Regions from separate parts of the Homo sapiens genome. Here region 1 is linked to region 2. Evidence: chromatin contacts called from ENCODE Hi-C or POLR2A ChIA-PET data. All regions are on one chromosome and are shown on one strand. Each heading gives the region's core, a stretch centred on a gene start or an enhancer-like site at or near the end of the contact. The rest is flanking DNA. Distances are from core to core; before and after follow the strand shown.

Evidence for each region. A loop is a pair of places that touch in the nucleus more often than their neighbours do. ChIA-PET counts read pairs that join two places held with the same protein, here RNA polymerase II (POLR2A). Pooled maps may share reads with other maps.
Region 1: a loop to region 2 is called in a pooled map, with 3 times the contacts of the local background. The contact joins the promoter of ARID5A here to the enhancer-like site in region 2. A Hi-C loop is called at or near these places in 7 of 168 maps with a recorded cell type or tissue (CD14-positive monocyte, CD4-positive, alpha-beta T cell, CD4-positive, alpha-beta memory T cell and 4 more), 29 of 37 single-sample maps with no recorded cell type and 18 of 50 pooled maps. POLR2A ChIA-PET finds 5 or more read pairs at or near these places in 19 of 52 experiments (BJ, CD4-positive, alpha-beta T cell, CD4-positive, alpha-beta memory T cell and 11 more).

The regions. Positions count from the first base shown.
Region 1 is chr2:96,534,458-96,539,060 of GRCh38, reverse strand. ARID5A (AT-rich interaction domain 5A) reads right to left here and starts at 2,309. Exons shown (of 7, transcript NM_212481.3): 1 at 2,231-2,309. The coding sequence starts at 2,234. RefSeq lists enhancers at 1-533, 751-870 and silencers at 1,141-1,350, 2,031-2,390.
Region 2 is chr2:96,468,373-96,472,696 of GRCh38, reverse strand. No RefSeq gene overlaps it. Among named protein-coding and RNA genes, the nearest start is that of NEURL3, 35 kb to the left of the region's middle. RefSeq lists a silencer at 1,699-1,928. Within about 2 kb of position 1,961, at least 7 of the 41 ENCODE cell types and tissues checked have a DNase peak (open chromatin) inside an H3K27ac peak, as active enhancers do.

The sequences.
Region 1 (4,603 bases), core at 1,060-3,559, 66 kb before region 2:
CGCTGCCCAGCAGGTGCTCCGGAAACATCAGCCTCCTGGGTGCAGGATGAGCGCAATGGACTTACAGACCCCTGTTGCCCAGAGAGGGGCAGTGACTAGTACAAGGCCACACAGCTCTCAAGTTTAAGGGTCTGCTGGAGGCACACACCCCTTTCCTTCTCTCCCTCCCCATCTTTCTGCTGCCCGCCCCACTCACCCTGGGTGTGATGGGAAGGAAGTGACACTTCCTTTCATGAAAAGTCACCGACTGGGAACACTGCGTCAATTACCACAATAATGGTAACAGCAGCCTCAATAACAACCAGCAGACGCCGCCCCGCCCCCTCGGCTGAGGTTGTTGGCTTAAGTTTCTCTAAGCTTGAGCTGGAGCAAAACAAAGACAGCCTTTGAAGCGGCGAAACGGCCGGTCCACTCGGCAGCCCGGGAGCGGCGGCCAGGCCGAGTCTACGCGAGCTTGCTCCAGCAGTTTGGGGAGGGGGGCCTGCCAAGTGTTGAGCTGGAGCCAGCAGTGAGAAGAAACGCGATGGGCCTGGGACCCCCACTCCCTAACAGGGCACAGGTGCAGCTCAAGCCACAGCCCAACCTCAGTACCTCAGCTTGGGGGAGGGCGAGAGAGACAGGGTCTGGGGGCAGCTGAGGCCACAAGAGCCACCAGAGGGTACAGAAAGGGAAGGAGGTGCGGGGGACACTGAATGTGAGGCTACCAACTTCCAAGCCCCATTCTCCCTGTCCCTCTTACCGGGCTCTGGGATGTCCTAAAAGCCCCAGTTCCAGGATGGGACTGTCCCTCCCCACGGAGTCTGGGCCACATTTGGTGGTGACGGACAGTGAGAGCTCCTCAGATGGTTTCGTGTGTTCCCATTTCACCTACGGGGCAGAGGCTCAGAGGTGCCAGTTGACGTCTCTCAACTGTAGAAGCAGATTATCGGAGGCCCTTTCTACCTCTGCCACACCAAGTTCTAGGCCCCAGGCGGGTCCCTAAGGCCTGGATTGGGCTCTGAGCTCTGCTGCGGGGTGAAGCCCTCGAGCCCCGACCTCCCACCCCTCCTGTGCTCTAGCGTTGCCTGTAGGCGCAGTGACGCCACCGTGCGTGTGGGCTCCCACCAGAGGAGCCCGGGTGGGGCAAGAGGCACCTGTTGTCCTCCCCTGGGGCCCGCGGAGCACTCCTTACTGGCCCAAGACTCTGCAAACAAAGGGACACTGGACCCGCAGCGCCTTGGGACCCCCTGGGCCCTCGGGGGTCCTGCACCGCGCAAGCCCCACCACGCCGGCGCTGGGCGGAGGGTGACGCGACCCCAGCCCGGGCGACCCCTAGACACCGCGGAGGGACGGAGCGCGGGCCCGGGTTGGCCCGCAGCTCCCGCCGAGCGCGAAGCCGGGCATCGCCTGCAAGCTCGTAGCCCACGCTCTTGCCCTCTTCCCCTGACGCTCCCCAGCCGCCACCCCGTCCCTTCTGCAGACCGAGGGAAGACAAGGGGACACACAAGGGACAGGAGAGGAGAGCAACCAGGGAAGCGACCCCTCTCCTGTGGGGCTGCGGCGGGTGGGCGGAGAGACAGGAGAGGAAAAGAGAAAAGGGAAGAGAAGGAAGGGGCAGGGGGCGAGAAGCCGGGCTCCCCGGACCATCGGCGCAGCCCGCGGCCGAAAGAGGAACAGTGGATCCTACAAAGCGCATTGAGCAAGTTCTTCACACCCGCGCAGCCCCTTTCAGGAAACGGCGGCCGCAGAGGAAAGGGCCGCGCGCTCTGGACCCGGAGTCTGTGCCCGGCGGCGCCGCGGTTCTGAAACCTGCGGGATGTCACGGGGCGGAGGGGCGGCTGCCGACAGCTGTCACAACAAATTAGCTGAGCCCAGCTCGAGGTGGAAACCGCAGCAGGAAGTGGGACGACAGAGCCGTACCGGGCTCGGCATATTTCAGGCAAGAGACGGCGAAAAGAGTTTCGAGATAAACGCCCGGGAAGCCCCTGGCCGCCAAAACTTTTTGTCTTTCCTTTTCTCGAAGCTCGCGCGGACGCCCAGCCTCACCCCTTCCGCGCCGGCCGGGGAGCGCTGAAGCCGCGGGCCGGGCTCGCTCCCCTTGGCCCGCGCCCCGAAACCCACCCCGGGCCCCTCTCCGCCCCACACAGCGCACCGACTGCCACGAGGGCTGGAGGGGACCCGGCGCCGGCACCTTGAACCTCCCTGCAGGGCCGCCGAGCCCCTGTCCGGGCCGCGCCGCAGAGCCGCTTACCCATGGCCCGGAGAGGTCCCGCGGCGCCCGCCCCGAGACCCTCAGCGCGCGGCTGTCCGGACCCCGCGCTCTCTGAGATACTGGCTCGCGGCGCGGCCCGCCGGCCACCTCCCCGCAGTCCCGCCCCGTCCCGCCCCTGCTCGCCCCACTCCGGGCTCCCATTGGTAAGCCCGGCTTCGTCGCGCGGAGAAGGCGGGGGGCGGGGACCGCCCTTGAGTCCGGGGACCTCTGGGAATTGTAGTGCGCGCCCCTCGCCTCTAGGCTTTCAGACTGGAGCCCCTGGAATAGGCTCCTCACCTAGAGGAGCGGAGGCAGGACCCTCAGTAATCATTGCTGCCTTGTGCCTCAGTTTCCCTGGAGGCAAAACTAGAGCCTTGGAAAAAGCCTCCTTGCTTTCAGCAGAGCACTGAGGACTCTGTGGAGCGAGCAAAGTGCTTCTGACTTTGATTTGAAAGTGGCCCTGTGCATTTCCCAGTCCCCACCTAGCCCAACAAAGAAGGCCAGGTGAGGCCGGGAGCGGCGGCTCACGCCTGGAATCCCTGCTTTGGGAGGCGGAGGCGGGAGGATCACTTGAGCCCAGAAGGTCGAGGCTGCAGTGTGTTTTGATCACACCACTGCACTCTATCCTGGATCCTGGGCAATAGACGGAGACCCTGCCTCAAAAAAAAAAAAAAAAAAAAAAAAAAAAAAAAAAAGGAGAGGTGGTTAGTGTGAGCTAGACAAGGACCAAACTAGTAAATCCTTGGCCTAGGCTCTGTGGCCAGGCCTGCCAGTAATAGTCAATGTCCACACACATAATGCAGACAGAGTGTGGCAGCTACAAGCTGAGTAGTCCAAAGAAGGGGCATGAGTTCAGGCTGTGGGAGGTGGGAATGAGGCCTAGGGCGAATGGAGGCAGGAGGAGGTGCCCAGCCAGCCATAGCAGCAACCTGGACCTGTGCAGGCCAAAGAGGAAGAAATGGAGGCTCAGGGTTTCAGTCTCAGCAGGTGGCTAGCTAGGATGGGAACCCTGTTCCTAGCACATAGAAGCTACACAAAAATCTTTGTTGATGAATTTTAATACTCATAATAGCTCTATGCACTTGACACCATCATTGTCCTCATTTTATAGCGTAAAACTGAGGTCTGAGAGATTAGCTCAAGTAGCACAGCTGGTAGGTGTTGGAGCCAGAGCTAGACCCAGGAAGAGGAGCCCTCATACCCAGGCATCCCCCCACCCGCTTTGCACCCATTACTAACCACTCATCATACTGGTGCCCCTCCTCACACTAAACGAAGGGACCAGGGCTGCAGTTTGGTGAACCTGAAACCCTGGCCCTTACCCTTTGGCCCTGGGATGGAAGATGTCTGCAGGCTCAGTCTAGAGCAGACGACCCTGTGGGCTCTGCAGGATAAATCCCCTGTCTACCTCATAATGGGTTGGCTTGTAAGAGCCAGCACCTGTAGAATTGGTAATAGACACCCAGAACAATCATAATGGTAATTATAACAATGCATCCCACTTTGGCAAGTTTACAAGCCACTTTCCCCTCCAGGAAAGCTAAGGCTGTGGTGGAAGACACTATGATGGGATGCCATCAGGAAGCACCTTTGTACATTCTGGAAGCATTGATTGGCAGGCACTATGCCCAAGGTTGGGGATGGAGCTCTGGATGCAGCCCCCGGGGTCACAATCTAGGCCAACCCCTCACTTGTGGGTTGGATACCCCTAATGACAAGGAACTCACTATCTTATAAGACAGCAGCTCATCCCACCAAGAGTTAGGGTTATTCTGCCATCCGGGCAGCTGGGCACATTCTGACAGACAAGGGCTGTTGTGCAAAGCCTCAGCAAGTCAACACCTGCCTGTGCCAGCCTGGGAACGATAGGATCTAAATTTAATTGCTTCCTGAGGCAACTGTTTGCAATAGAAAGTAATTTACAATGGCCAGTAAATCCTGCAGAAAACAGACATCTCCATTCATCTGGCTAAAAGCATAAACACTTCCATTGCTCAAGCCTCCATCTCACACACCTCCACTCCGGCCCAAAGCCACCCTCCTCTGCACCCTCCAACCACAGGATCCCAGGCCAGGACGCCTCTGTGCCTACAGAGGGGGTCAGCTAGCCCCTCAGTGTCCTGGTGTCTCTCTGTGTGTCTTAATAATAAGAAAAACAAACCATCACTTATAAATAAACACATTCGTCCTGTAAAAACATGCAAGTAAATCAGCCCTCTCTGATGCTACACCAAATCCAGTTCCCTCCCTGCCCCAGAGGTAAAGACCCATCAGATTGGGTGAAGTCTTCCAGAACTTTCCCTATGTGTATTTTCAAAACTATATATGTATCCATGGTATAGAAAAATAGATAGCTTTGTTTTATGTGTGTGT
Region 2 (4,324 bases), core at 712-3,211:
AACAAGGTCTTACTATGTTGCCCAGGCTGGTCTCCAGCTCCTGAGCTCAAGCAATCCACCTGTCTCAGCCTCCCAAAGTGCTGGGATTACAGGTGTGAGCCACCGTGCCCGACCTGTTAATATTTTTATTTAAATGGCTAGTTCTCTTTTCTATCGTGGTAAAATATATATAATGTAAAAATTACCATTTTAACCATTTCTAAGTATAAAATTCAGTGGCATTAAATATATTCATATTGTAGTACAAATATATTCATATTGTGGTTAACCACTATCCATTTCTAGAACTTTTTCATCTCCCCAAACTGAAACTCTGTACCCGTTAAATAATTCCCTATACCCCCCCACCCCCAATCCCTAGCAACCATGATTCTGTCTCTGTGAATTTGCCTATTCTAGATATTTCATATACGTGAAGTCATACAATATTTGTTCTTTTGTGTCTGGCTTATTTTTTAGTATAATGCCTTTGAGGTCTGTCCATGTTTATACCACGTGTCAGAATTTCATTCCTTTTTAAGGCTGAATAATACACCACTGTATGTATATACAACAGTTCCCCCCTTTTTGGGGTTTCTTCTTCCATGGTTTAAGTTACCTGGGGTCAACTGCAGTCGGAAAATATTAAACAGAAGATTCCAGAAATAAACAATTCATGAGTTTTAAATTTCTCACTGCTGTGAGTAGTGTGACAAAATTTCCCGCATCTATGCCACTGCCTGTTAGTCACTTAGTACCCAGCTTGGTTATCATATTGGTGATCTCAGTATTGCGGCATTTGTGTACAAGCAATCTTTATTTTACTTAACCGTTCTATTTATGATTCGTTATTGTTAATGTCTTACTGTGCCTAATTCATAAATTAAACTTTATCATAGGGATGTATGTATACGAAATAAACAGGGTTGGGCCTTGTAGCTCAGGCCTGTACTCCTGAAAAACACTTTGGAAGGTGGAAGTGGGAGGACCTCTTGAGCCCAGGAGTTTAAGACCAGTCTGGGCAATAGAGTGAGAACCCTCTCTCTCTCTCTCTCTCTCTCTCTCTCACACACACACACACACACACACACGCACACACACACACGGAAAAGGGGGAAAAAAACCCTTGGCATATGTAGGTAGGGTTCAATGCTATCCATGGTTTCCGGCATCCACCGGGGGTCATGGAACTGTCATGCGCCGATAAAGGGGACTACTGTACCACGTTTTGTTTACCCGCTCATCTGCAGACAGACCCTTGGGTTATGTCCACATTTGGCCTATTATGAGTGACGCTGCTGTGAACATGAGTGTACAAATACCTGTTCGAGTCCCTGCTTTCAATTCTTTTGGATGTATGTATACTTAGAAGTGGAATTGCTGGATCATATGATTATTACAAAGGGCTTTAACATGAAATGATGCCAGAACTCACTCGTAAGAGAAAATGAGAATTAAATCTCTAGTAGGCGTTTTCATCTATAAGACTGACAAAGGTCCTGAATTGATGGAATGGGGGCGAGGGGCACTGTGCACCCTTTTTGTTCCTTTTGAATCATACGATTTTGCCTATCCATGTACTCCCTGGGGTCTGCTTTTACCCGCCCCACAGGAACAAGCGGAGGGGTCTTTTGGACCCAGGCCGCGGCCCCAGATTCCTGGAACCCGATTTCGGATTCCTGGCCGGACTCCCGCCAACCCCGCCGTGGCCCCTGGGGTGTCCGCGGCTGGAGGGAAGCGCTTTCCCCTGGGGCCTGGCCCAGGTCCCTATACTGCACCCTGCCTCAGGCTGGCACCGCTGGCACCGCGGCTCTGGGCCACCCTGGGTGCGGCACAGCAGCCTGGGGCGAGGTGGGCAGGCCCCGTCTCCTGCCTCCCGCCTGCAGGGGCCCAAGGCCGCCCTCTACCAGTCCTGGAAGACAGTGACCAGCGGGTTGCCAGGGACCGAGAAGCCCGCACGGACCCTCCTTGGTACCGCCCTCTGCCGGTGGGTCGCGGGGCTGGAACCCTGCGCAGGTCCCTCAAGGGGTCTCCTTCCTGTTCCCGCCCTGTCCCATCCTGCCTCCCCAGTCTTCTTCTGCCCCTTCCCCTCCAGCCTGCAGGCTCCTAGTACCGCGGACCCTGCAGCTTCGGGCTCCGTCTGACTATTTGTGTTCAATAAACATTTGTTGAAGTGATTTAAGGAAATAAATCATACACAGGAGACTTTCGTTTGAAAGGGAAGGACCCTAGGAAGAGAACTATAAAACCAGCCTTAGGACATTAGAGAAAATCTGAACAGATGGAAGGCATATCACATTCTTGCATAGGAATATTTTTGCATGGGTAAATAAATGACCAAGGTCTGCAAGATAAGCATGAAAAACAGCAGCCGGCGGAACCAAATGAGGACATTTTGTAACCAACCGATATAGTGTCTATGTGGGAAGAGACAACTAGATTCCTGGAACAGTGAGACAATTCAGGAAGGGAGTCCAGTATATGCGAGGTTAACGGATTAAAAAGGAAGCGTTACAAGTAAGAGGGAAAAGCTAGCGTGTCCCCTCAATGGCCCTGGCCAACCTGTCTCTCCATCAGAAGGAAATAAACTGGACCCTCTCACACACCACAATCCCAAACTGAATTCTAGATGACGTTATAAATGTTAAAATAGCCAAAACCAAACCAAAGCAAAACTGAAGAAACCTAGGAGACTGATTCTTAGCCAAAATAGGAAATTCAGAAGCTATAAAAGACAGACATGTTTGCTTATATAATAATTTTAAAACTTTGCATGGTGAAGAATACCATCAGCAAATTTAATAAAGAAACAGATGCCGGGCGCGGTGGCTCAGCCTGTAATCCCAGCACTTTGGGAGGCCGAGGCGGGCGGATCACAAGGTCAGGCGATCGAGACCATCCTGGCTAACACGGTGAAACCCCGTCTCTACTAAAAAAATACAAAAAAAAAATTAGCCGGGCGTGGTGGTGGGCACCTGTAGTCCCAGCTACTCGGGAGGCTGAGGCAGGAGAATGGCGTGAACCCGGGAGGCGGAGCTTGCAGTGAGCCGAGATCGCGCCACTGCACTCCAGCCTGGGTGACAGAGTGAGACTCCGTCTCAAAAAAAAAAAAAAAAAAGAAAGAAAGAAACAGATTGGGAAAATACTATCTAATAATACTATCTCATAACCCAAAGGACAAAGGATCATTCTCTAGAATACAGTGCGTAGTATACAAAGAACTCTTACAAATTTGCAAGAAAAGATAACACAATTTTAAAAAGTGGACAAACGACACAAACAGAAAATTCACAGAAGAGCAATCCAAATGGCCACTCAACTATAAAAACATTCTCAAGTGTATTGGTGGTTGAATAAATGCAAATTAAAGTCACAATGCTGTATCATTTGTTATCATGGAGGGCAGCCATGAGAGCTGTGGCTGGAGTTTTCCCCTTACAGGGCACTGCTTCAGGTTTTGGTAAACAGCAATTTGGCAACCTGTACTAAAATAAAACATACGCATACTTTTCACTATTGTAATTCTAGAAACAGACACACCACCACATCAGAACACATGAAAAAAGTTGTCAATGGCAGCACTGTGAATAGAGGCGGAGCACAGACGGAGCGCTCATCAATGAGGAGGTGGGTGGATTAAGATGCGTCCTCAAGGTGAGTGGCAGGAAGCAATGAGATGAAAAAATTGGAGCTCTGCTCTTTAACTTGTAGGCTTTCTACGAGGTATTTGCAAAGATGTATGTTTAATAGAATTCCACTTTTGTAAAACAAATAAGGGCCAAAATCTCCTATGCATGTCTGTGTACACACACAAGCGCGTGCACACACACACATGCACGTGCACACACACACTCGTGCACGCACACACCTGGGCATGTAAGCCTCATATGATTATATCAGTATGGAGAAGGTTCTGAAAGAATATGGGCAAGGTTACATGTGTGGGGTGAGGCAATGTGGGGTGGAGAAATGGAAAAGAGAGAGGAAGGACATAAGAGAGAAGATGGGGGCTGGGCAGTGGCTCACGCCTGTAATCCCAGCACTTTGGGAGGCTGAGGCAGGAGGATGCTTGAGCTCAGGAGCTCGAGACCAGCTTGGGCAACATAGCAAGACTGTGTCTCTACTAAAAACAAAAATAAAGGAAAAAATTACAAAAGAGAGAAGGTGGGGAGAAGGAAGGGGAATGGGGAGCTGGGAGGGAAGGAGAGGCTTGAAAGGAAAAAGGCAGGCAGGTAAAAGGAAAAAAATCTTCACAGTAGACAGACAAAAGCATATATTATATATTTTAATTTGTGTAACATTATTTATGTAGTAAATATATGCTCAGAGACATAAAAAGATATAA